7 separate regions of the Homo sapiens genome follow, and all the other regions are linked to region 1. A link is a contact called in ENCODE Hi-C or POLR2A ChIA-PET data. All regions are on one chromosome and are shown on one strand. The core of a region is the stretch at or near the end of the contact, and the rest is flanking DNA. Distances in the headings are between cores, read along the strand shown. Region 1 has its middle 82 kb from the start of DUSP5-DT. Region 2 has its middle 27 kb from the start of PDCD4-AS1. Region 3 holds the start of ADD3 (adducin 3). Region 4 overlaps RBM20 (RNA binding motif protein 20). Region 5 overlaps RBM20 (RNA binding motif protein 20). Region 6 overlaps ADD3 (adducin 3). Region 7 has its middle 70 kb from the start of MXI1.

Region 1 (3,605 bases), core at 500-2,999:
AATCCTCTGGTCTTTGCCCCAGCTCGCTCAGCTGGTTGCCCCTTTGACCCTCGGGCCTCCCTAGAGGCCTTCTCTGTGAACACACCGTAGCATCTGTCTTCTTCCTAGCACTCATCAATATTTGTGATTGTATATTTATTTCTGTGTTTCTTTAATGCCAGTCTCCCACCTAGATGATAAACTCTGTAAGGGCAAGAACCAGGTCTGTTTGGTTCTGTGTAAGGTGGTGGTGAATTACCAGTGTAGGCTCTGAAGCTTGGACTGCCTGGCCTCATATCCCAGCTCCCCTACCCAGCTGTTCTTTGATCTTCAGCAAGTTGCTTCTCCTTCCTGTGCCTCAGTGTTCTCATCTGTAAAATGGATATTTGAATAGTAGTACCTGCCTCACATGGTTGATGGGAGGAATAAATGAAATTATATATGTAAAACATTTAGCATTGTCAATGGCACATTGGAAATTGTCAATAAACATTAATTATATCAATAACAAGCCACCACCACAACTTAATAGCTGAAAACTGCAACCATGTAATTGCTCACAATTCTGTGGGTTGACAGTTTGGTCAAGGCTCAGCAGGGTGGCTTGTTTCTGCTCCAGATGGTTTTGGCTGGGCTCACTCTTACATTTTTGGTCAAGTGGCTTGTTGACTGGGACTGCATAGTCTAACTTGATGGGCTGTTGGTGGAGGCTGTCAGTGAGGGAGGCTCAGTTCTCCTCCATGTGGCCTCTCCAGCAGACTAGCTGGGGCTTCCTCATGTGGTAGCTGGGTTCCAAGAGGGCGAGAGCAAAAGTCAAGAGTCACTTTCGCAGCATTAGTCAAAGCAAGTTACAAGGTCATCCTAGAGTCAAAGGACAGAGAAGTAGTGCTAGTTTTTGTTAGGAGGAGGTGCAAAGACTTCCTGGACATTTTTCATCCTCCATAGTTGCTTGTTCCTGAATCTAGCATGGTATACTCAGGTGCATGGCCCAGTATGCATTTAATAGGTATTTGTTGAAGAAATAACAAATGGATGTGCAGAGGAGAAAGAAACTAGAGGCTCGAGAGGAAAACTGATTTGCTCAAGGTCACAAAGCAAATGAGCGGCAGCACCAGGACGAGAAACTAGGTCCTGGCGCTCAGTCTTGCCTCTTCCCGTTGCATCAATCTGCTCAGACAGCTGCCTGAAGTGGGGTTGAATTCTTCAAATAATTGCCTCACTCCTCAGCTTCTGTTGAGCCTCTGGAGATATATCTAGAAGGTCAGGACTGTGCTTGCTTCCTGAAAAGTCTGGGGATGGAAAGAAGGGAGCACTTTTCATTTCCCAGGGCATAACGCATTGCAGAAAATGATCAGAGAGCATCAGCAGTCCTCCTTGGGTTCCACTGTATGTGGCCAGCGGCCAGGTTGGGAGGTCAGAGACAAAGGCAGACTCCAGTATAGACGCTCTGTGGCCTGCTTCTCATGTACCTGCTCTCACACACGTGTGCACACACACATACATGCATGCACCTTCTCTCGCCTCTCTCTTTAAGGTCTGGAAGAAAGCTACCATAAGTTTGAGCAGTTGGCCACATGGTCTCATTTGGGCTCTCAATTGGACTAGCAATTTCAGGAATTTGAACAGCAATTTTTGAACAGGGAGTTTGGGGAACGGCAGCAGGGGAAAGTTGGGAGGCGCAGAAGGGGTTGTGAAATGCATGCTACAATTCCGTCATCAGCCCCTTCCTGTTGTTCTGGTACCGGGGGGAAACCTGGGCTGGCAAGACTGCGCTTCCTCCATCTAGAAGCTTTCCTCAGGCCTGCTGAGTCACCCACCTGCTGCGGGGAATGCACCTATTTTTAGCCTGAGGTAAATGAGCCCTGTAGTCACCCAGACCACATTCTCTTGGGTGTCTTTGTCACAGATGGTGTGGCCGGATGGGGACCACATTGAAGAGACCTCACCCCCACCCCTAACAAGGTCTCTTCCTCTCCTTCCTCTGAGAAGCCTCACTGCACAGCAGTGACTCACATAACCCCAGGAGAGAATGCGGCAGAGGGTGGCAGTGGGTGGCATACCAAGCTAGTGGGGGTGTGGCGGGGACAGAAGTAGTTTATCACTGACGTTGATTAGAATTGCTGGTGCATCACTGTTAGTCAGTTTATTATTGTTTGTAATTTTTCTGTAGATGATATGACCTCTTATTGTACCCATGTGCACCATTCCTATGGCCCCGTCCTTGGGGACACCACTGCTTGGGAGTTAAGATGGTGGAGATCTGGACCCCAGCAGCCTGACTAAAGGAGGCTTTACTACTTACTAACTGTTTGACTCAAGCAAGACCCTTTACCACTCTGAGACCCAACCTTGGAGCTCCTGGTCTGGTACTCAGGTCACAGAGGCTGGTAATGGATTCACAGGATTGAGAGCAGGAAGGGCACCAAGATGTCATCCCTTGCTCTATTGAGGTGAAAATGGAAGCAAAGAAAGGGGCAGATGCTTGCCTGTATCAGATGTCCAGAGACCCCTCTAAGACCTTGTTCAGGCAGAGCCACCTGTTAGGTAAAAGGTTGGTAAAAAGCAGGTGCTGATGACAAGGCCACTGTTGGTCAGAACTATTTCTACTTCAGTCTGTATCCAGCCCCTGCACCCAGTATAATGTAGTAGAGTATTTCTCGGAGAAGGGTGTGTGGACCACCTGCATCAGAATTACCTGAATCCCCTGGGGTGCTCATTAAAACTGTGAGTTTCTGATCCCCATCCCAGACTTGGGGGTTTGCTCCCAGCACTGTCACTCACTAGCTAGGGAATTTGGGGGGTGTCAAACTATCTGTGTACCACTTTCCTCACCTATAAAATGAGGCTAAACCTCCTTATGTACATGTGAGGGACAAATGTATTTGCATGGGTGAGAGGTGCAGCCCGTCGCCTGGCACATTGGAGCTAGGCAACTTGTGATTTGAGTTCTTAGTATTTGTTTCTTATCCCCAGGCAGCTCCTGAAAGGCTTCACTCTTCTGCCCTGGTGCAGAAACGGGCCCTACCTCTTTCAGATTGGCCTGGAGCTGTCAGCTACCAGTGACTTCCAGAACCAACTTGCAAATGTCTGCCAATCAGTGGCACTGCTCAGACCAGAGCTCAGATAAGATGTTCTGCAGTCTGCTGAGAAAATCTTCCAACACAGTTGTGGGACACAGAAGTCACTCACCAGAAACACTGGTCATATCACTTCTCCTTATCTCTCTTCCTGGTGACGAAGCCCAATGCCTGTGAGATCTTTTTAAACAGAACCCTTTTTCCAAATAAGATTTGACCCGACACAGGGCCCCAGTGTATGTGAACAATAAAAGCTTCACTCCACTAGTTTAAATATATTTTCTAAGAAGTTCAAGTTTCCAACATGTTACTGTGTTACTTATGAAATCAGTGTGAACACAACTGAGGTGAGCTCCAGTGTGTGAAAATCACGTATCACTTCTAAATGTGCATGGTGCTGCTTATTACAAATATTCAAGTAGTTTAAAATACATTTTGGGCCAGGCACAGTGGCTCACACCTGTAATCCCAGCACTTTGGGAGGCCAAAGAGGGAGGATGGCTTGAGCCCAGGACCAGCCTGGGCAACATAGGGAGACCCCCATCTCTA
Region 2 (3,605 bases), core at 317-2,816, 430 kb after region 1:
CCAAGCCTCTGCTCTTCCTTTTACAAGCCAGAAAACAGGCCCAGAGAAGAGAGGTGACTTGTTTGAGGCAACACAGCTTATTGGTATAGGGCCAAGACTAGAATCCAGATCCCTTGAGTCTTGCTGGGGCTACTTGGAGAGTTTATGATATTTCGATTACATTATCGTGTGAATTTTCCAGGTCTGGTCCTAGCTGGACTTTGGCACTCAGCAAGGGACTCAAGAGAAATCATGGATTCTCATGCTTTGGGTGCATCAGCCGCACCTGGTGAGCTTGCTAAAAATGCATATTCCTGGCGCCCCCATGGAGATTCTGACTCATTAGGTCACGGGGAGGACCCAGGCATTTGCATCTTAGCAAGCCTGGGGGGTAATTCAATGCAGGTGCAGTCCACCGATGACACTTAGAGAAACACTGCCCTAGATGTCAACCAGGGACTTCCCCAGTAGCTCCTGGAATAGAAGCAGCATTTATTTTACTGGGTGGTAGGGCCATTGAAGGTAGGGGCACTTTAGTGTGAAAAAGGCTTGACAGTAGGAGGCAGAGAAAAGGAGACCAGCATGGCCATGGCAGAAGGGGCTGGTGGCAGCTGGTGGGTGGGGGAGGCGGCGAAGGATGGGGGTGGGAGCGTGTCACAGTCATCGAACTGGGTTTGGGAGCATGTGTTATGATTTTTAGTTGGGTTCGTACTTACTGTGCTCAGGCAAAAGTCAATTTTCCAATGCTGTCTTTATCTTTGTTAATGGCTGGAAGTGTTGTGGTTATTAAACAGCTCCTCGAGATCTGATGGAAGCCCTGCTGCTGAAGACAGAGAGCTGTGTGGAGTCAGCAATCCTTACTCAGAGGAGAAACAAGGAACAGGGCCACTGCCCAGGGCCGCGTTGCTGTCAGCGAGGAACTCTGGGGTCACACACACTTTCTCTCCCTCTTCCACAAGACACTACTGCTGTCAGCTCGGCCCTGCTGATTCCTGAGTCCCCCTGCATGGCACACTTAGTGTACTCCATAGGGGCACTGTCTCTTGGCCTCTTCACAACTGGAGAAGCAGGTACTGTTATTCTCCCCATTTCATAGATGGAAAATGAGGCTCCGAGAGACAAAGTGGTTTGTCAAGGGTCAGACGACCAGTAAGTGGCAGAGTTGGGATTCAAACCCAGGTCCACATGACTGTCAAACCACACTCTTAGCCACTATTCTCCACTGCCTACCTCCTGTTCCTGCCTCTCCCTAAAGCCTCTAGACTCTGGGTCTGCCCAGAGCTGCTTGGATAAATTAGAAAGTCTAATTTAGCAATACTGCAGTTACCTATGGCTGAATTCCTGATTGTTAAATTCCAGAAACTGATTTCTCCAGTACCTCTCCTCCCTGGAAAGTAAAGAAAGGCCTCCACCCACAGCACTATACCCAGAGAAATACTGTTTCTTCCTTCTTCTCACTTGGGAGAATATTCCAGGGGAGCTGAGTCTGAGGGCAAGAGAGGAAGGAGGGCCCCGGGGGCTGCTCAAGTTCCTCCTGTTTCAGGGAGGAGAAGAAAGAGAAGCAGCTTGCTTTCTGCTCTCAGGGGACTTGGGGACAAAGGGGAGTGATCAAAAGGGGATTTCCCACAGCCCCAAAATGCTAGCCGGATTGCACTTGTGACCTCTCCTTCCTGAGTGAAACTAGATTGTTGACTTGCCTGCCACCTGTTTCCAACATGGAGTAGAGATGTTGCACATACATGATGCCATGTGTCCAGATTAAGACAACAAAAAATTATAAACAAGGATTGAAGAAAGTTGGAGGCAGCAAATATATGGTCTGTAAGGGCTCATACAGCAAGAGATGTGACTAGAAGCCTCCTGGGAGCCAAGGCAGAAAGAAAAAAAAAAAAAACATGCTCTGTCCTTAGGCTGGAGAGAGCATTCCAGGTTATCTGGGGAGATTGTTCTACTTGACTCTATATTCTGGAATAATTCTCCTGAGGGACAGTACAGAGGTACTGAGAGGTGTTGGAAAAATCCTTAGGGAGCTCACAGCCCAACATTGGAGAAGAGCATAGTGGGAGCGGGGACACTGGGATGGCTTCTGGTCTGTGTGAACTGGTTCCTGATGTTGGGGCAACACCTCCCAGTGTCCGAAGGCCTGATCCTTGCTCACACCTGCCCAGCCACCTGAGAGTGAGTATGCTGGCTGGAGTTCATGAATTTTTGTTTGGGTTTATTTTCAAGCTCTGTTTTTCAAATTTCTCTGTTAAGTGGCTGAACTTCCAGGAACCAGTGTTCACAGGCCAAGGAGGAGGCCACCATCATCTCTACTACCTGAGTGCCCTGCCACACCCACCTGACAATAGAGAGCTCTAGGGTGGGGCCCCTGCTCTTTGGATTGTTGGGGGAAATAAACCTCTCCAGCATTTATTCTTTGGGGTTACCCCAAACGGATGACCACAGCCAGGAGGGAACAAAGCCTGACTGGGAAGTGCTGATTCTCTCTGGCAGTTTGGGAACTTCCCCTCAAACCTGTCTGATAAGGAGCGGCCTAGGGAGGAGGGGTGCAAAAGGTGTGCCCCGTTTGCCCGTGAGATCTCTCACCATCACTGTATGCAAGCCTAGGAAGAACAGAGCTTTCTGGCTCAGGGACAGATCTCCATGCTGGGAATCAGGACCTTGAGTTCCTGGGTCAAATCCACAATGAACTCATTCTGAGATGTAGGCAAATGTTTACCTTCTGTTGCTTCGGTTTTCCCATCTGTGCATTTGATGTGTGCCTTGTGCGTGCCAGAGGTTTTTGGGAAGAAAATAAGAGTGGAGACTTGCTGTCAATCACAAGGTGGGGGGTGGTCACTTCTCTACCTGAATCTCCCACATGGGCCTGTGGGGAGCTATGGTCCTTATTACCATCCTCCTGCCCCCAGCAGGGGAGCCTACCCATGAGGCAGGCTTGCTTGGGGTCGGCCAGCCTGGTCTCTGTGGTTTTTGTCTCCTGGGCTCCTCGTATGGCTTAGCTTGGCCCTCCACCGACCCTACTTAATCTTGCCTCCTCTCCACCCACCTTCTCACCCCCACAGCCTCCATTTGTGGTTCAGCTATGCTCAGTGCCTCGGGGGTTCCCAAATAGGCCCCTTCCAGCTCCTTGATTTTGTAAATGGTTTTCCCACTGCTAGGAATACCTTTTGGCCCTTTCTGTCTACCTGGAAACTACGACTTTTTTTTTTTAACATTCTACTTAGGTGTTGTCTTCTTTACGAAGCCTTCCTTGACTTCTCTGACCTCCCTGCAGGTATTGCTGGTCCCCCACTGTGTCCCAGAACACTTTGTACCCCTAGCCCAGACACACACACAAAGGCCCCTCTTTTTTTTTTTTCTTTTTTTTTTGAGGCGGAGTCTCACTCTGTCACCCAGGCTGGAGTGCAGTGGTGCCATCTTGGCTCACTGCAAGCTCCGCCTCCCGGGTTCACGCCATTCTCCTGCCTCAGCCTCCCGAGTAGCTGGGACCACAGGTGCCCGCCACCACGCCTGGCTAATTTTTTGTATTTTTAGTAGAGACGGGGTTTCACCATTTTAGCCAGGATGGTCTCGATCTCCTGATCTCGTGATCTGCCAGCCTTGGCCTCCCAAGAGGCCCCTCT
Region 3 (3,605 bases), core at 818-3,317, 410 kb before region 1:
CCTAATGGTAATTGTAGAGTTTACTAAGTCAAACACTTACTACTCAGCATTGAGAGAAGCTGCTGCTGCTAATGCTGCTGCTGCTGCTGCCGCCGCCGCCGCTGCTGCTGCTGCTGTTGGTCTGAGGCTGCAGTAGGTTTCTGTGCAGCATTGCAGAATCCACACCTAGAGAACAGAAGACACAGACACGTACGTCTACTACCCTTGTTAGAAGGAAGCTTTGGATCTTCGGTGGGTAAGGAGATCTATCTAGCTATTTTGTCCAGAAACTGTGAGAAAAGGAATGATCATGGAAAAGACTGTTCATCAGACATGCTTAAAATGGATTATGTTAATTTGTCTTCCTTTGGTGGTGGTGGGGGTGTCCAGATTTGCGACTAGCAAAATATAGTGAGGACTATATTCTGATAGGTGCCCTTAGGATACTTTTTTTGCTATTCATAAAAAGGCTAACCTTGATGCATGCAAAGCTTTTCATTTTTTTGCTTTTTAAATGCAAGAAAATATCCAGCCACTCCCAATATCTCTCTCAAATACTGCAGATATTTTTAAATACCAAATAAAATGTCAGGCTGAGCATTTTCTAAACAATTTTCTTCCTCAAACTAGGCAGCCTTCCCCACGATTCGTTAAGAGTATTTAAAAATAATAAGGCATGGTTGGATTTTTTGAGCAAATGGGAGATGGTGGTAGACTAAAATTTCTACAGCCTTAGTCCAGTGGAGAGAGAAAACGATAAATGCATCACAGTTTGTGTCAAGACAAGATTCATTTTCCACACTTCATATGTGGGAAGAGGAAACTACATTTTAATTAGCACATTTTTAGGGAGGAGGGGGGGGATGAAGATGAGGCGGATGGCGTGAGGTATTTGAGGGGGACGAGTCTGCAGATGAGGAAAGGAAATGAAGTGGATTGTCGCCAGTGCCTTGGAAACGAAGGGGGATAAGGGTGGGGAACGAAGTTTGTTGTGTGTGTTAGGGTGGGGTTGGCCCAAGGGACCATGAATCATTAGAATGGCGCTCGGAGGGGTGTGCTTGCAAGTGTACTGGTGCAGGAGGGACGTGGAAGTCGTGGGTGGCAGAGAAAAGTGTGCACCGCTGGGAGGTCTATTTCAAGAATAGGTTGGGATGAGAAACATGTCTGGGCGAGGGGGGTGGGAGGCCCGGTGTCACCTGTGGATGGATCCACAGCCCTGCAATTGCGTGTTGCAAAGTTTGCCCGGCCCCGCATTCATTTTGAAGGTTCTTGGCGATGCCTCGACTTTTCGCCTCAAAGAAGTGAGCTCTCATAAGGTTCAGAGGCCGGGAGCCAAAGCGGGAGTGAAGACTCTCGAGGGGTCCAAATGAAGCAGAAGCGAGAGCCCCTGTCCTCCCCCTATGTGGAGGTGAAGCAGGGGTTGTGGGGACTAGGCGCCCGCGAAGGCAGCTGTGCTGAGAGCAAAGTCCAGGCCCCACGGGGGGCGTGCGGAGGTTGAACCTTTGCAGTGGCCTCCTACAGCCCCAGCAGCCAGCGTGGGCGGCCGAGGCTGACTCAAAGCGGCGGCTCAGCCTCGGGAGTAGGAGTAGGGGGCTCGCTCATTTAGGGCGGGAGACATTTCCGAGGCGCCCCTCCTCCCCTTCGCGGTCGGGTTTCTATCGGGGTCGTTTCCCCCTCTGGCCCTCCGGGGACGCCGCGGATTCGAGCTGCACAGTCAGAAGAGGACGTTGAAAAGGCGCCAGGCAGCCGCCCCGAACCAGGCCCTCCCGGCTGCCGGGCCTGCAGGCCCCCACCGCTGCGGCTTCACGGACTTAGAGCTTGAGGGCGCGGAGGGGGCTGCGGGGGCGGGACCAGGACTCCCGAGGGGCGCTCGGGGCGGGGCCAGAGAGAGCTCGGGGCTGCCAGAGGCGAGGTCTTGAGGAGGCGGGGCCGGGAGGCTTCGGAGCCCAAGAGGCGGGGCCAGAGGCGTAGGGGGCTGCGAGGGGCGGACCTTGGGGGCGTGACCGGGGGGGGCGCTTGGGGACCTAGGGGCGGGGCGTTAGGGGGCGGGACCAAGGGACGCTCGAGGGGCGCTCGGCTAGTCCCGCCAGAGCGCGAGCCGCCAGCCCGTAACGGTCGCCAGTGTGAGGGGCGGGAGGGAAAGAAGAGGGGTTTAAATTAGATTTTTTAAAACACAGAGCAAGCGCCAGAGGCGTCGGCATCCCAGGTGTCGCCGCTTCCTGCTGCACAGGGCTCGGCGTACAGGTCCCTCCCTCCTCAAGCCCCCTCCCCTTCTCCCGCCCTACCCTCTGGGGCTCTGCGGCGCTTAAGAGGCGGCCGCAGCGGCGGATCCGGCGGCTGCTGCAGCCCGGGCGGCTGCCGAGAAGGAGGGAGGGGAAACACAAAGCCGGCTACGCGCTGCGAGGTAATCTTGCGGGGAGAGGACGCGCCGTCGTCCCGCCTCTCTTCCGGGCCGGGACGCGGGCACCCGCGCGGGGGCTAGCACTGGGGACGCTACTGGGGGTCGCGCGGGGGTAGGGAGCGGCGGCTGGCGGGGCCAAGGGGACTTCTCATTGGCTGTCCCTGCGGCCTCAGGTGAACCCTTTTCCGGGGCGGGAGTGGGGACCACGGCCAGGCCAGAGGGGAGCGTACCTGCGGGGGAGGGTCCGGGGGTGGCGGTGCACGGCCTGCGGCGCCGCCGGGTGGGCCCGACGCTTCGCGCGTCTGCTGGTTTTCCCTAGGAAGGCGGGGAGTACCAAAATCAGTTACTGGCTGAAGCTTAGGTGACCCCGGGGACCTTAAGCCCTGAAGGTGCGCTCCAGGGGAGTGAGAGGTTCCTGCGCTTAGAAAAGGTGGAGGAAAGGGAGCGAATGTTGGTTTTAGTTGTTTTTCTCCTCATTTAAAAAAAATTTTTTTTGTTACAAGTTGAAAGTGTTCAGTCACCTTTCTCCTATAATCCGCTTCCCCACCCCCCAACACAGACACACACAAACACACCGCCCCTACAAACGTATACATGTTAGGTTGAGCTTCCTGCTAGGGGTGACAAGCGAAGTTGGCAGCAGGTCTGGTGTGCTGGTGTTTGGGGCACGTCCAGCCTCTTTGGAGGTAGGCTATTATAGCTTAGGCAAGACCACAGACAGGTAGCATAATCTGGGCCTCTTTTAAAATGGCAAGAACGGCTTCAGGTGAACTTTTTTGTTGCAGAGATTTAATTGCAAGTAGGTGCCGGTTGAAAATGGGAGCGCAAGGAAAACCACTAATTTCCTTGGCACATGTGCTGTTGCAATTAACCTGGTAGAGTGTTAAGGAATTTAACTTAGCCAAGAGGCTTTGAGGGAGGATTATATGCAAGTTTGGGGAAGGAATTGATAAGATTCTGGGGTATGGGACTAGCTACATACACGTGCGTGCAAGTTTACGTTAAATTATGTAGCATTTTAGATTTAGCAGTATTAAATGGTTGCTTTTCTTGGAATGGCTTCTGACTACATAGTGCAGGGTACGTTCCTAATTTTGGCTTTAGAAGACTCCTAGTGAGAGTGTTTTTAAAGATTGAAAAAATAAGAGTACAGTGCAATTTGTCGTTTTCAAGTTAAATACTTGACTGTTAAAAATATTTGTGTAATTAAGTTATGGGACCAACC
Region 4 (3,605 bases), core at 512-3,011, 390 kb after region 1:
GATAGCTGCATCATAAGGCATGCTTACCTCAACTTTCCTAGATGATAGCAAGCTCTTTCCAAAATTAGTTGTCTCAAATTTATACTCCTACTAGTAGTGTATTAGAGTTTTCGGCCGGGCGTGGTGGCTCACCCCTGTAATCCCAGCACTTTGGGAGACCAAGGTGGGTGGATCACGAGGTCAGGGGTTCAAGAGCAGCCTGGCCAACATGGTGAAACCCCGTCTCTACTAAAAATACAAAAATTAGCCAGGCGTGGTGGCAGGCGCCTGTAATCTCAGCTACTCGGGAGGCTGAGGCAGGAGAATCGCTTTAACCTGGGAGGCAGAGGTTGCAGTGAGCCAAGATTGTGCCACTGCACTCTAGCCTGGGCAACAAAAGTGAAACTCCGTCTCAAAAAAAAAAAAAAAGTTTTCAATGGTCCACATTCTTGCTAACACATTGTCTTGTCCAACTTTTAAATTTTTGCCTGTCGTGGGAGAGTATCATGGTTTATCACAGTTTTGTTTTGTTTTGTTTTTGAGACGGAGTCTTGCTCTGTCACCAGGCTGGAGCGCAGTGGTGCAATTTTGGCTCACTGCAATCTCCACCTCCCAGGTTCAAGCAATTCTCCTTCCCCACCTCCCGAGTAGCTGGGACTACAGGCACACACCACCATGCCTGGCTACTTTTTTTTTTTTTTTTTTTGTATTTTAATAGAGACAGGGTTTCGCCATATTGGCCAGGATGGTCTCAATATCCTGACCTTATGATCTGCCCGCCTCAGCCTCCCAAAGTGCTGGGATTACAAGCGTGAACCACCGTGCCTGGCCAGTTTATCACAGTTTTATATTTTATTCCCCTAATTGCGCATGGAGATTGAGCACTTTTTCATCTGTTTGTTGGCTGTTCCATCTGGATCTTCTCTGATGGGCTGTTTCTTTTCAGGTCATCTGCCCATGCTTTTCTTTTGCATTGTGTCTTCTTATTGGTTTGCAGGAGTTCTCTTAACTGGAGCACGTAGTCTATTTGGATTTCTTGTAATTAATGCTGTATTAGTGTTTGAATCTACCCTCTTATTTTGTGCTTTCTACTGTTCCATTTAATAGGGATTTTCCCGTTCACTTTAGCTCATTCCACATTGACTTAGGGTCCATTTTGTCTAAGACCCACAGGCCTTAATCCACCTTCAAGGTTGAAGTTAGAAGACAAAGGCTTAGTGGATGTTTCTGGCTAGGACTGGCATTCTGACAAGTCTCCATATGTAGATGGGCACTGTGTCAACCAGCTTCCAGAGTCCTGAATCTGCTTTGCTTGCATCATTGCCTCTGAAATTCCTTTACTAACAGTTCTCCTTCAGGCAGAACCTGGCTTTTTTTTTTTTTTTTTTCCTAATAAAAGTATATTGCTTCTTTCAGACAAGTAAGCATCCCACCCCATTCTATATCCAACCAAAGTTCCTGGTCTCCTGGATTCTTCCCTGGGGGCTGGAATTGAATTTCTACACTAAGTTCCCAGTAGAGCTTTGGTCTCCAAATGAGATGTTGTCATAAGTTTCTAATTAGGATTAACGGCAGTAATTGGCTTCTTAAATTAAAGTACCAAAGCATAGCAATACCTTCCTGAGGGAGATAGTTTGGGGTGGTGCAAAAAACATGGGTTAAAGAGGTCAGATGGTCGAGTTTTGCTTTCAGCAAATGTGCACTGAGTGCTCACCGTGGGTGGAACTGGGCCAGGTGCCATGGAGGGAGAAGTAGCAAGCTGGCGAGGAGCTCAGTCTGGTGGGAGAAAAAGCAAATAAACAAAGAACCACTGACAACCATGTGACCTATCCTAGATTGGAAGATGGTGATGTCAGCCTGGGCTCTACCGCTTCCTGCTTTAGTGAGCTTAGAAAAGTTGCTTAACCTCTGTGAACCTCAGTTTACAGATCAGGAAAGGACTATACTTTGAGTTATTTGGCTTTAAGTATTTTTTTTCATACATTATCTTTTCAGTCTCGTAATCACTGTACCCTGTGAAGTGTGTAGGGTGTATAATAGCAGTAATTATAAGAGTACAACAATAACAATAATGTATACCTTTAATTGAGTCCCGGTACTCTGGGGCAAAGAAGTTTACATACATTATTTAATCCTGACATCAGTCCTGTTAGACAGGTATTATTATCTCAGTTTTACAGATGAGGAATCTGAAGCTAATAGAAATTCAGGAACTTGCCCAGGATTGTACTTAGCTACTGGAAGAGCTATGATTAAAACTTAGTGCTGTTTTGGTTTTGCACTAAAGCTGCATTGTTATAGTGTGTTATCATGATCTCTGTTGTCTATGTGAAAAAAACCTGAGAAATCAGGTAATTTGCTTATAGTCACCCAGCCAAGAAGCCGCAGAGATAGTATTCTAACAGAGCTTCTCAAGCTTCAGTGTGCATACAGATCACTTGGTGATGTTGTGAAAACTCACTTTGATTCAGCATATCTAGGGTAGTGCTGTTATTGCGTATTTCTAACGAGGTCCCAGGAGATGCTGCTGCTGGTGGTCCTCGGAGAACACTTTGAATAGAAAGGGCGCAGAACACATTATTTTCTGATCTTTAGCAGGGCTTTTCTGCTCCCCAAGCTGCCATATTCCCTCTTAAGGCATTGTGAAGGTCGCATGGAATAACAGATGTGAAAACAACTTAATGTATGTCTCAACTACATAGTAATGCATGCTTTATGGTCCCTATGTTGATATGAATCAGCTGCCACTCTGTCTGCACGTAACAGAAATTCATCTCCATTAAGCCTGTTGGCTTAAGCAAAAAAAAAAAAAAAAAAAAAAAAAAAGAATTTATGGATGCATGTAAATGAAACGTCCAGGAGTAGATCTGGCTGCAGGTGCGGCTGGATTCAGGACCCAGAGACCCTCATTAGGACTTGGTTTCTCTCCACGCTGCCTTCTGCTCTTTTGGCTTTGTTTACTGGGGGCTCCCTGGGATGGGCCGTAGCAGCCCAGGCTCTCTCCTCTAGGTGGCATGATGGCTACAGTGACCTCAGCAGCTCTTTCTCCCCCTTCCCTTTCCTTCAACAAGAGAAAGCCAGAGTTTTTTCCTAGAAGCTCCCACAAAAGTCCTGAGACTTTTGAGAGAGAGTCGCTCTGACTGGACTAGCTTAGCACAGGTGCACATTCCTGAATTGATCTCTGGCCAGGGCTAGGCCATGCTGTGATTGGCTGGACCTGTGTCATCTGCTACATCCTCAGAGCTGGGACAGAGACCCACCTAGAGCTCTGGAGCAAGATGAGGGAGGAACAGCTGCTATCAGGAGGAGGGAGAGTGGCTACCGGGAAGGTAGAGGGCAAACACTGTATCCATGTGTGTCTCTGGGCCAAAGGGGCTGCATATGAGGTCCCACCAGGGTTTGCAGAGGTGGGGAGAAATTCTGATTGCTCTTTCTCCTCTAACTTTATCTTTTGCTCACCAGGTAAAGTATAGGGAGAGAAGGGAGAGATTTTAAGGTATTTTTCATTTCCTCTCTTGAATATTTCTTCATGCACATATCTTATCTCCCCATATACTTCCTGTGGCAAGGGAGTTCCTCAGCTTATTTGAGGCAGAACCTTTCACATGATAGATGTTTAATAAATA
Region 5 (3,605 bases), core at 605-3,104, 360 kb after region 1:
TTTTTTCTATATATAGATACAGGCAGATACACAGACAGATAGACACACCACATGTGGATGTCACTGGGGAGATGAAGGTGGGATTGAACTTAGCAGAGTCTCAAAGGGGGCTTCAGCTTTATCTGTCAAATATTCTTTTATTAAAAAATTTTGAAGCAAAATGACCATTACAGTAGCATTTATTCATTTTGGATAATGGGCACTGAATTCATAAGTGTTTGTTTTCCTCTTCATATTTCTGTATTTTAAAATTTTCAAAAAAAACCAAATATGGATATTAAAAATAAATTCTCACCTATAATACCATACCCTCATTTTATAAAAATAAAGAATATTTTCAAAGAAATAAAAATGGTTCAGAAGGATGGAAAGAAAACTATACTATGGGACTCGTTAGTTAAGTTGACATTAATCCTCTGCTTTAAGTCTTTCCTGTGATGACACTAGCAGAATGTGTATCATTTTCTCTGCATTTGCTGCAGGATCAGTTCTCTTTGGCAGGTTTTGAGCCGTTCTAATAAGTCCAGCATGAAAGGCAGGCCTCTCGTGTCAGTTCTAAACCCACCAGCTGCCCCATTGTGACTGCATAGTCCCCTGGTTCTGAGACTGTGCTCTGCCTGATAAGCGACGTACGGAGCACAGTGGACTGAAAGCCCGGGGATCTGATACCAAACATGTTAGTTAAACTCATGTTTAACTAACCCAAACTCATGTTTAACTGGCCCAAAGGAAGTAGGCCCAGAAATGTGGTTTTTGGAGCTCCCTTTAATGAACGTGTAAACAGAGGATAGAATATTGGCCTTACAGTTTAAAAACCCTCCTTCAAGTCCCAGTCAAGTCCCTTATTCACTGGATGACCTCACACGGTTCATCTGATCTTTCTTGGTCTCAGTCTTCTTACTATAGACTGGAAATGGTCATATTTGACTTAGCTGTCCATATGGCTGTTCTGGAGATGAGACAGCTAATGAAGTGAGAACACTCATTAACACACCAACTGAAAAACACAAAACAAAAGAGAGATGATAGGATTATATTGCTGTTATGAATCATTCCAAGAGGTGTCATGGTGATATGAATCATCATATGGTAATGTCATGGCTAAGGCCCAAACACAGAATAGCAGCATTGACCCAGTAGTCTCGAAATTAGTCACAGAGGCCAAGCTAGTGAAGACCCAGCAGCCCTATTGTTATCAAGAAAGAGCACTATCCAAAAGGTGTGTGGCCTCATCTTCTCCTTGCAAAGAGAGAATTCATCTGGTATATGTTGATAGGCGTGTATCCGACCACAGCTACCTCCATCAGCCCTGAGGACAGAGGCAGCCTGCATTCCAGTCCCAGCTCTTCTCTGTCTCGGTGTGTGACTTAGGCGGTTTCACAGAGGACGCCAACTTCATTGGCTTTTGCGGTTTTTTGTTTGTTTGTTTTTTGTTGTTTTCTTTTTGTTTGTTTTGTTTTGTTTTTGTCTGTAGAATGAGTGAGTTAAACTAAATTGTCTGTAAGGCCTCAGCTCACTCTTAAAGTGTGATCACTAGCTAGAGTTTGAACTTTAGCCCCAATATGACTGTTGTGTTGTCATTGTCACCTTTGTAACCTGACATTCAGGAATGTCCCTCTCTAGTTCATATTCTGACCTAGCTTCTGAAAGCATTATAGCAGAGTTGAGAATTTTTGATCTAGGAAAGATAAATATTAAAAAGAAATTCCCACCAAAATACCATAAATAAGGAATGTTTTAAAGAAAAATGGTTCAGAAGGAAGGAAAACTATAATGTAGTTCTTGTTAGTTAAGTTGACATTAATCCTCTCTTTGCTTTAAGTCTCTCCTGTGTTGACACTAGCAGAATGTGTCATAAAGACATGGAAAGATCATAAATTCTCAACTCTGCTCTAAAGATCTGACCTTCAGCGTTGCATTTATTTGGCCACACCTTTATAGTGTGGTCATACCTAGAAAATATTTTCTTGCCTGGTCATCAGCCCTCTCACCTCGATTACTTTCTATATTTTAGCACAAAAGAAGAAATGGCGCATTCACCACTCAGCCAGTTGCACTGGAAGTGAATTTAAATTCCTGAACTGGTTATCTTGGAAGATATTGTGCTTATTGCAGATGTGGCCGGTGCATGAGTTTAGGCACTACCATGCTCTGGGCTGTGGTTCTTGGCTCCTGCTTCTGGATGGCTGGACATTACCAGGAGAGAGCCTGCTGATACATCTACGCACATTCACTCTACTGCACTTCAGCTGTGTCCTTGTTATTCCACAGCCCTTTAAGTCCTGGTTCACCAACCAGATGTTAAGACTCTCTTGGATCCCTCAAATCCCATCCCCATGCCTGCTGCCTCCTCTCTCAGCAGTTGCCCACTCCTTATCTTCTAATCCTCTTTTCTCCCTATGATGATGATAGTGACCCTGTAGCTCCAACTACTGGGTCCTCACAGTCAGTCCACTCCTGCAGAGGAAACTGGAGGGTGACCAGGAACCTTCAAGTCAATGTGGGCCACAGACAGGAACCGTCTTTAAAAGATGGTTAAATGCCCGTGGTTTACGTAGGTTGGCTTTCTTTAAGCAAATAAAGGAAATGCATTGCTTCATGTCCAGCAAAGTACAGGGTGGATTCAGGAGAAGCTGGCTCAAGGCATTCCTAGGAAGTCATCAAGGAGCTGCCTGTACCTCTGTCTTCAGGCCAGCATCTTCTGAGTTGGCTTTATTCTCAAGCAGGCTGTCATTAAGTGATGGCTTAACAACAATTTAGCAACCATGGCATGACAGAGAATCATGCCTGATAGCTCTAACAAAGTATCCGAGAGTGTTCCCCCATGAGCCAATCACTGTTGCCAGAGGGATGTGGTTCTTGGACTGGCCAGGTCTGAGACACGTTGCTTGGGCCCCTATTTGTGCAGAATTGGCCCCTGACTACATTCCCAGAGGGTCTTTGGATGTTTGGTCAGATGGTCTGTACTCTGGGGGGATCAATTCATACCAGCAAGGTCCAGTCAGCCCCTACACCTACCACCGCCTCTCTAGTGGAAGCCACTTTTGCATCTAATTGTCTTGGGAATTGTGTTGGTTTTCTATTGCTGCTGTAACAAATTGCCACAAATTTAATGGCTTATAATAACATACATGTATTATCTTACAGTTCTGGAGGCCATAAGTCCAAAACCAGCCTCACTGGACTACGGTCAAGGTGTTAGTTCCTTCTGGAGGCTCTAAGGGACAATCTGTTTCCTGGTCTTTTCTAGTTTCTAAGAGGCTTCCTGCATTTCTTTGGCTCATGGCCCCTTCCTCCATCTTCAAAGCCAGCAGCAAAGCATCTTCTCTCCTCTCTGACTTCTGTTTCCATCCTTATATCTTCTCGCTGACTCTGATCCTCCTGCTTCCGTCTTAGAAGGACTCTTGTGATTACATTGGGCATACCAAATTAAATTCAGAAATTCAGATAATCAAGATCTTTAATTCAATCATGTCTGCAAAGTCCCCTTTACCATGTAAGATAACATATTCACAGCCTCTGTGGGTTAGAATGTGAACATTTTTATTATTCAGCCTACTGCAGGGATTATCCACTCAATTTAAAAACCTGAACTTAGACAGAGA
Region 6 (3,605 bases), core at 746-3,245, 350 kb before region 1:
CCAAATCTCAAATCTTTGTGAGTGTAGGCCTATTGTTACAGATTAGCAAGGGAGACTTTTTCCATTCAGCGTTCTGGAAAAGACAGATAAGGCTTTTTGATTTGAGTGTTTGTTTGTTTTTGAGAGTCTCTCTCTGTCGCCCAGGCTGGAGGGCAGTGGCACAATCTTGGCTCACTGCAACGTCTGCCTCCGAGGTTCAAGCAGTTCTGCCTCAGCCTCCTGAGTAGCTGGGACTACAGGTGTGTGCCACCATGCCTGGCTAGTTTTTGTATTTTTAGTAGAGACAGTTTCACTGTGTTAGCCAGGATGGTCTCGATCTCCTGACCTCGTGATCCACCCTCCTTGGCCTTTCAAAGTGCTGGGATTACAGGTGTGAGCCACCGTGCCTGGCCCTTGATTAGGGTTTTTAATTCTCTCTGTTAAGGGATAGATTTTTTTTTCTTTCTTTTTGGTCAATCTTTTAACTAAGAATGAACCCTTCAACATTCTGGGTTTTTTTTGTGGGGTTCTCTGTAACTCCCCATCTTTTAGAAGTCTGTTACAGGCTTCGATAAGCATAGCCCACAATTTGTGAGTAGAAGAAAACCTGGTTTCTAGTTGTTGACTATGACTCTGAAATTCTTTTGTAAATTTTAAGCAGCTTATATTTCTTTGAGATATAATTGTCTAGAATTTTTTGGAAATTCTAAAACGAGTATTTCCATGAGCGTTTCTTACTAGTGGTGTGATCTATATAATGACATTATGTTGAGAGAGGTTTGTATATTTAGATCCCTCTTTTGCACTCTAGCTACAAATTTTTGTTTACAAACTGGTAAGCCAAAATATTAAAGCTACACTTGGTTGCTCTGTTCTGACTGTGTTAAGAACACGGGTCTAGGTGCACTGATTGGTTTCTGGTTTAGCAAGCACACCTTGACTTTTGTATTATGGTGAAAGCAAATGCTTGTTAACTGTATAGTGCCTTTTAAAAAAATTCCTGTAGGAAGATATTAATGCTTAGAAAAATCAGTAGATTTGATTAATAAATCATCTATAAAAAACCTGAAATATTTTTCAACTTTCATTTCCTAGAGTGTAGTAAAGGCAGTAACTGTTAAACGTGAAATCAAATAAAGTAATTTGCACCTGGAAGAAAGCCTTTCTAAAATTATTTCTGTAGTTTCTAGCCACATGATTGAAAAATACAATAAATGTATATTATGTTATTACTTCTCATTTGCAGTTTTTATAAACTTTAAAGCAACTTCAGAGGTGCTAACTTGGGCCTTCTTTCTTCCCTCCACCTCCCCTTTTTATTTAAAGCATCATATCATTTATTATATTGGACCAGCAGGAATGAGTTTAAAGAGGTTGAGAACTGTTTCAGATTAATAACTTGGAAATATCCCACAGGAGTCACAGTATTGCTTATCTTGGATTAAGTTTTAAGAATCCAGTCATTGAGAATTATTTCTATAAGCTGCCATATTTAAAGTTGGAGTGAGGAAGAACCTTACACTGATCCACATACCCCAAAATTCGTGTCAGTGTACTTTATGGGGATCTTGTAGTTTGAAGGATGGCATGGTCCACAAGATAAAAAGCTTCATCATGACAGTCAATAAGTAATGTTCTGGGTTTACATAGAGTTTATATTTCTTTCCTCAAGGTTCTCAGTTTTTCATTTTCATGTATAAGGTATACATCGCTTTTCTAAAACACCAACAATGCTAGATTATTTTTGCTTTGATTTGCTTTGTTTTTTTCATATTCCTTTGAATGATTTAGTTATTACTTCTCTTTGTTTAATATTTTTTAAAGGGATAACTATTTATCCTAACTTTCTCTATACTGGAAAAACACCCCCTTTCCTTCCCCCATTTACAGGATTGTGCAACCTTTCAGTTAAACAAAACCAAAATTGTTCACTTGCTCAGTGTTCCACCCCCTTGAAATAAGCCACATAGCTCTCTATGGGTGTGGCCCAGCGTCTTTGGCTGCCACAGTTACTTGATCCCCTTATCTCATGTCACCCTTGGCTCCCTATATTGTCTCTTCATCTGGTTTCTTAGCTCCTCCTTTTCCCGCTTCCACCGAGTTTTTGTACTGCTCCTGTCACTTTGCTTCTCAGAAGTTCAGAAGCAATTGTCATGAGCTTTTCCACCTCCCCCCCTCCTTTCTCTGAATCTTCTGAGGAAGTTACAGTTGGCCCTCCACTTCTGAGGGTTTCGCATTCTCAGATTCAACCAACCACAGATTGAAAATATTAGAGTAAAAATACAGAATAACTACTTACATAGCATTTACATTGTATTAGGCATCATAAGTAATCTAGAGATGATTCAAAGTATTCAGGAGGAAGTACAAAGTTTTATGCAGATACCACTTCATTTTATATCAGAGACTTGAGCATCCTGGATTTTGGTGGCCATGGGAGGTCCTAGAACTAATCCCTGATGGATACCTAGGGACAGCTGTACATATACACTGTCCAAAGAATTCATTGAGGATTTCCTACTCCAGGATTAAACTCCTGAAGTGAACGTTTTGAAAGGCAAAAGGATTTTTTCTTTTTTGTCAAAGTTTAGATGTTGTAGGTGTGAATTCATTAGTATAAAGTACTTACAGCCCTTGCTTTATATAAAGTATATGCTCCTAAAAAGTTGGCTAGTGGCTGGTCATGGTGGCTTATTCCTGTAATCCCAGCACTTTGGGAGGCTGAGGGAGCTGGATCACTTGAGCGCAGGAGTTTGAGATCAGCCTGGGCAACGTGGTGAGACCTCGTCTCTGCAAAAAATAGAAAAATTAGCTGGGCGTGGTCATGTGAGCCTGTGGTCCCAGCTACTTGGGAGGCTGAGCTGGGAGGATTATTTGAGCCCGGGGAGGTTGTGGCTGCAGTGAGCCATGATCATGCCGCTGCACCCAGCCTGGGCAATAGAGTGGGACCCTGTCTTAAAAAAAAAAAATTGCCTGTATCTCAGTATAACATGGTTAAATGCAGGTGCGATTACTATTTAAGACAACCTGGCAAGGAATCTTTAAATAATTTACATAAATAATCCTACCTTAATTTTTCCATTTTAAAGGATTTTTCCTCTCAGGTTGTCATGATTGTATATGCTGTAAATGATCTGCATATTCTTCTTCATAAAAATGGAAGATTTGTTATTTATTTGTACTTCAGTGTGGAAGCATCTTAAACATTAACCCTGTGGCATTTTCTCATCAATAGTAAGTTGATCAAATGAGTGACCCAGTCTCAGCAATTTAACATATCATCCCTTTCAGCTTTAAATGTATATTTAATCACCTTAGCCCATTTTTCAATCCACAAAAGTAACCTTTCTCATATATCAACAGCTTTCTGGGCCAGTGAACCTTAGAACTTAAGTGCCTTACAAAACATAATGCTTATTAGTTGTGTTTTTTTTTTCCCCTTCCCACCCTCTCCCATTAAATCTACCTTGCTTATACTTGATGCTTTTAAGGATTTGAGCTCATAGGGTGTAGTATAATGTAGTGCCACCTTGACCATGAAATTTGTTTACTGACCTTAGTATTAACCTAGAACATTCTTATGCCTCTTTTCATGGTGATGTGGTGTCAGATTACAATTTGACTGG
Region 7 (3,605 bases), core at 403-2,902, 280 kb before region 1:
TTGAGTTTTATACTTCAGTGAAACTTGGTAAGTTATTGATGCTTCTGAATAAAGAATGTCCTGATAAATATATTTTCAAATTAGTTGAAAATTATATATATATACAAAACCTGTCTTTTTTCAGCTTATGTTAGAGGAGATATTCCCTGAGAGACCTGTTTTGTCTCTTGATAATGGGTATGGCAGCCTCTATCAATGTAGAATAGATGTTGCAGGATATGTACCTCTCTGATTTTTAATGTATTTGTTGTACAAATAACAATGTAATAGAAAAACAGCAGAAAGAGTAGAAAGTAGTTCACAATTTTATCACATTCACTTTTTTTTTTTTTTTTTTGAAACGGAGTCTCACTCTTGCCCAGTCTGGAGTGCAGTGGCACAAACTTGGTTCACTGCAACCTCCGCCTCCCACGTTCAAGTGATTCTCATGCGTCAGCCTGTTGAGTAACTGGGATTACAGGCATGCGGCACCATGCCCAACTAATTTTTGTATTTTTAGTAGAGACAGAGTTTTGCCATGTTGGTCAGGCTGGTCCTGAACTCCTGACTTCAAACAGTCCACCCACCTCGGCCTCCCAAAGTGCTGGGATTACAGGTGTAAGCCACTGTGCCCAGCCTTTTTTCCTTTTTGACATGGTCGCCCAGGCTGGAGTGCAGTGGTGTGATCATAGCTCAATGCAGCCTCAAACTCCTGGGCTCAAGTGATCTTCCTTCCTTAGCCTCCCAAGTAGCTTGGACTACAGGCATGCACCACCACACCCAGCTATTTTGTTTCTTTGTTTTTTGTTGAGACAGGATCTCACCGTGTTATCCTGGATTCAAGTGATGCTCTTGCCTCAGCCTTTCAAATCATAAGGATTATAGACGTGAGCCACCATGTCTGGTCCATATTCACATTTAAAAAAATTATATTCCCTTCCAGCTATTATCTAGTTATATATATTTATATATATATCATTTATATGTAGGTGTTTTTTATATATTATGGTGTGAATGTAATTTTTCAGGGTTTTTTTTCCTACTTAGATAACACATCTAGATTTTCAAACTAAATCTGTCATATGAATAACTTCTTGTGATTATTTTTCTACTTTGCCCTAAAAATACAGTACAAGAGGAGGATAACATGTTAATTGAGGGCTCTGGTTAATTGAAGTTTTTACTATAATTACCCATTATAAAAATGAAGGGTTTGGTCAGAGAAAAATAGTCATAGTCTTGGGCATATTTAATTATTACCTTGGCTTGTAAATCACCCTGTGGTAAAAAATTGCTATTTTAGAAAGATGCTCATTTCAAAATTCCCTTTCATAAAGCAACAAAGGCGATTATCTTCAGTTCTCACTTGAGAGTCAATATAGTAGAAAAGTTCGCATGTGCCTTTTCTTCATTGATTAGTATTTTCATTCAGGGAATAAAAACCAAACTGATAAAATTTGTGACAGCACTGGCTTCTCTTAACATCAGGCCCCTTTTTCCCCCCCACATAGGCAGAAAATACAGACTGGTTATTTCTTTTCAAACTCAAGGTTGATACATACACATATCCAAGTTGCAATCTTGGCCAAACTGGGATTTTGATAAAAACAGTCTTGTTTGTGGCCACTAGAGGGAGTAATAGATCTAACAATCCAATGTTTCCATTCCTTGCACTGAACTTCCCTATTTAGTCTGTAGGCACCATGTTTGTTGTGAAATACCCAGAACTTGAAAGAGAAGGCATTTCCTTTGTTGTTTATTCTCCTCAGTAGATCGTTCTCGACTTTGTTTCCTTAGCAGGTCTCATTACAGATATCACCCACAGTGGAGAACACATAGAAAGTTGTGGTGTGCTCTCAGAGGCTGTGATAGGATATGACACCTCAGAGTTTTCATACCTGTGAGTGACAAGACAATGCCTTCTTCAATAATTGACTTTTTTTTTTCTTTTTTACTAAGGAGCTAACCGATAATATTTTTTGTTGATGCCTTCTGTGTACCAAACGTTAGGCTAAATGCTTTTCATATATGACTTCATTTGGCCTTCCCAGTATCCCAACAAAGTAGATGATATTATTCCCATTTTGTAGATAATGAAACTAAGGCTTGTAGAAGATGAAAAGTAGGTGGTAGGATTCCACCCATAGAGATTCAGACTTCTATAATTACTCATGCCATCTGTGTGCCAGACCCTGTGTGGCTGCAGTACATTTCCATGGTTTTTAGGAAGAGGCAGTTATCTTAGTTTGGACTGTAAGTCAAGCCACGGTGAACTTGTATTTTGATATAAGTAGATTTGGGATCAAACATTGACTTTTGATTTGGAAGACTTTTTTCCCTAACAAATCACCTCAAGAATGAAGAAATTGGTGGATACCTGAGAAGCAGGAATGACCTGTGGTGATAGCAACCTTTAGGATAAAGAACCAGCTCCTAAATCTTACACCATGACACCTGGAAGACAAGTTATCATACTTTTGCTTAAGATGCAGCAGAGACTTGAGAAGAAGCCCTTTTTCTTTTTCTTTTCTTCTTGATTTCCATTATTGGAAACAGAAGAAACATTCTAAGGAAAATGTTTTTAAAACCAGAAAAGGTAGCTTAATCTAGTTACAGAAGTCATTTTAAAGATCAGAAATACACTGTATCTACAATTTTATTTAAATGAGTGTAATTGAAGATGGTCTGTCTTGGAGAAAAACAATGTAGAAGCCTTTTGGGGAAACTTGATAGAAAAAAACCCTGAATTTGCATACTCTTACTTTCAAAGGGGTTTCATTTCTAAGAGCTGACCATTAGGGGGCAATAGTGGATCTAAATTTAGTTTTAGTTCATTGAGGGAACTCCTTCGAAGTATTTTTGGGCTTGATTTAGAACTCTATTTTGATTATGCATTGCTAGGTGCAGTCTAAGGTTGAGGAAAGTTTATAGATACCAGATTATTTTATTTGTTCCTTATAGCCTGGTTATCTTGTTCTGACTTTGTAAGAATTATCCTTCTGAGAGCTGGTGCTTACCTAATGTCATACACTTCATGGGGGCGCTAAGCCCGGATTCAAGAAAAGGTCTTCAAGTCTTCATTTCATGCTTGTCATACCACAGTTTTCCTTGGAAACCCATCAGGGCATAACCTACGAATGGATAAAATAGATAATAGATACATTTTCTAAAGTTTACTGCAAATTGTGATGTTTAGAACTTTATTACGGGAACAGTTTAGAGAAACACATTGCAAGACCAAGCCTAATTATTATTTATCCATAGTTGTTTCCTAAAGTTTCAAGTTTTTAGATGCTCCATGAGTCTTTACAGTATTGTCTCAAGTTGCTGATTTCTTTACTGTTGGAACCTCTAATATTTTAAATGCCATTTACACTTCAAGTGACAAACGGGCACATTTTGATATTCTGTACCAAAAAAAAAAAAAAAAAAAGCTTTTTTTATCTAGCAGAAAAATAGATGGATATATATCCAGTCCACAATTCCTTTTTATTTAACAAAAAGTTTAGTATGAAAATATACATGATCCAATTTTTACGTCATAGTAAAATAGGCCCTTCGGGGAGAGGTCATGGATTTCTCTGCAAAACAGCCTTGATTTATACTCATCCCAAGGCTTCTAACAT

What was found. A loop is a pair of places that touch in the nucleus more often than their neighbours do. ChIA-PET counts read pairs that join two places held with the same protein, here RNA polymerase II (POLR2A). Pooled maps may share reads with other maps.
Region 2: a loop to region 1 is called in a map with no recorded cell type, with 18 times the contacts of the local background. The contact joins two enhancer-like sites. A Hi-C loop is called at or near these places in 17 of 37 single-sample maps with no recorded cell type and 7 of 50 pooled maps.
Region 3: a map of CD8-positive, alpha-beta T cell shows a loop between it and region 1 (9-fold over the local background). The contact joins the promoter of ADD3 here to the enhancer-like site in region 1. A Hi-C loop is called at or near these places in 2 of 168 maps with a recorded cell type or tissue (CD8-positive, alpha-beta T cell and natural killer cell), 2 of 37 single-sample maps with no recorded cell type and 9 of 50 pooled maps.
Region 4: a pooled map shows a loop between it and region 1 (8-fold over the local background). The contact joins two enhancer-like sites. A Hi-C loop is called at or near these places in 2 of 37 single-sample maps with no recorded cell type and 3 of 50 pooled maps.
Region 5: a loop to region 1 is called in a pooled map, with 7 times the contacts of the local background. The contact joins two enhancer-like sites. A Hi-C loop is called at or near these places in 6 of 37 single-sample maps with no recorded cell type and 11 of 50 pooled maps.
Region 6: a pooled map shows a loop between it and region 1 (7-fold over the local background). The contact joins two enhancer-like sites. A Hi-C loop is called at or near these places in 5 of 37 single-sample maps with no recorded cell type and 9 of 50 pooled maps. POLR2A ChIA-PET finds 5 or more read pairs at or near these places in 1 of 52 experiments (activated naive CD4-positive, alpha-beta T cell).
Region 7: a loop to region 1 is called in a map of CD8-positive, alpha-beta T cell, with 10 times the contacts of the local background. The contact joins two enhancer-like sites. A Hi-C loop is called at or near these places in 2 of 168 maps with a recorded cell type or tissue (B cell and CD8-positive, alpha-beta T cell), 2 of 37 single-sample maps with no recorded cell type and 10 of 50 pooled maps.

The regions. Positions count from the first base shown.
Region 1 is chr10:110,412,907-110,416,511 of GRCh38, forward strand. No RefSeq gene overlaps it. Among named protein-coding and RNA genes, the nearest start is that of DUSP5-DT, 82 kb to the right of the region's middle. RefSeq lists enhancers at 1,338-2,537, 1,712-1,841. Within about 2 kb of position 1,750, at least 12 of the 41 ENCODE cell types and tissues checked have a DNase peak (open chromatin) inside an H3K27ac peak, as active enhancers do; they include CD8-positive, alpha-beta T cell and natural killer cell, where a contact is called at or near this core.
Region 2 is chr10:110,841,630-110,845,234 of GRCh38, forward strand. No RefSeq gene overlaps it. Among named protein-coding and RNA genes, the nearest start is that of PDCD4-AS1, 27 kb to the right of the region's middle. RefSeq lists enhancers at 929-998, 1,069-1,148, 1,279-1,338, 1,409-1,478, 1,489-1,548 and 2 more. Within about 2 kb of position 1,567, at least 10 of the 41 ENCODE cell types and tissues checked have a DNase peak (open chromatin) inside an H3K27ac peak, as active enhancers do.
Region 3 is chr10:110,005,917-110,009,521 of GRCh38, forward strand. ADD3 (adducin 3) reads left to right here and starts at 2,068. Exons shown (of 15, transcript NM_016824.5): 1 at 2,068-2,383. It overlaps ADD3-AS1 (ADD3 antisense RNA 1), which reads right to left and starts at 2,465. Exons shown (of 5, transcript NR_038943.1): 1 at 2,265-2,465; 2 at 41-165. RefSeq lists enhancers at 713-1,268, 1,269-1,822 and silencers at 1,651-2,080, 2,391-2,800.
Region 4 is chr10:110,801,035-110,804,639 of GRCh38, forward strand. The region is part of intron 7 of RBM20 (RNA binding motif protein 20); the gene reads left to right. Among named protein-coding and RNA genes, the nearest start is that of PDCD4-AS1, 68 kb to the right of the region's middle. Within about 2 kb of position 1,762, at least 22 of the 41 ENCODE cell types and tissues checked have a DNase peak (open chromatin) inside an H3K27ac peak, as active enhancers do.
Region 5 is chr10:110,773,242-110,776,846 of GRCh38, forward strand. All of the region lies in intron 1 of RBM20 (RNA binding motif protein 20), which reads left to right. Among named protein-coding and RNA genes, the nearest start is that of PDCD4-AS1, 96 kb to the right of the region's middle. RefSeq lists enhancers at 1,242-2,441, 1,332-1,521. Within about 2 kb of position 1,855, at least 4 of the 41 ENCODE cell types and tissues checked have a DNase peak (open chromatin) inside an H3K27ac peak, as active enhancers do.
Region 6 is chr10:110,066,141-110,069,745 of GRCh38, forward strand. All of the region lies in intron 1 of ADD3 (adducin 3), which reads left to right. Among named protein-coding and RNA genes, the nearest start is that of ADD3-AS1, 60 kb to the left of the region's middle. Within about 2 kb of position 1,996, at least 11 of the 41 ENCODE cell types and tissues checked have a DNase peak (open chromatin) inside an H3K27ac peak, as active enhancers do.
Region 7 is chr10:110,135,624-110,139,228 of GRCh38, forward strand. It overlaps the pseudogene SNRPGP12. Among named protein-coding and RNA genes, the nearest start is that of MXI1, 70 kb to the right of the region's middle. Within about 2 kb of position 1,653, at least 3 of the 41 ENCODE cell types and tissues checked have a DNase peak (open chromatin) inside an H3K27ac peak, as active enhancers do; they include CD8-positive, alpha-beta T cell, where a contact is called at or near this core.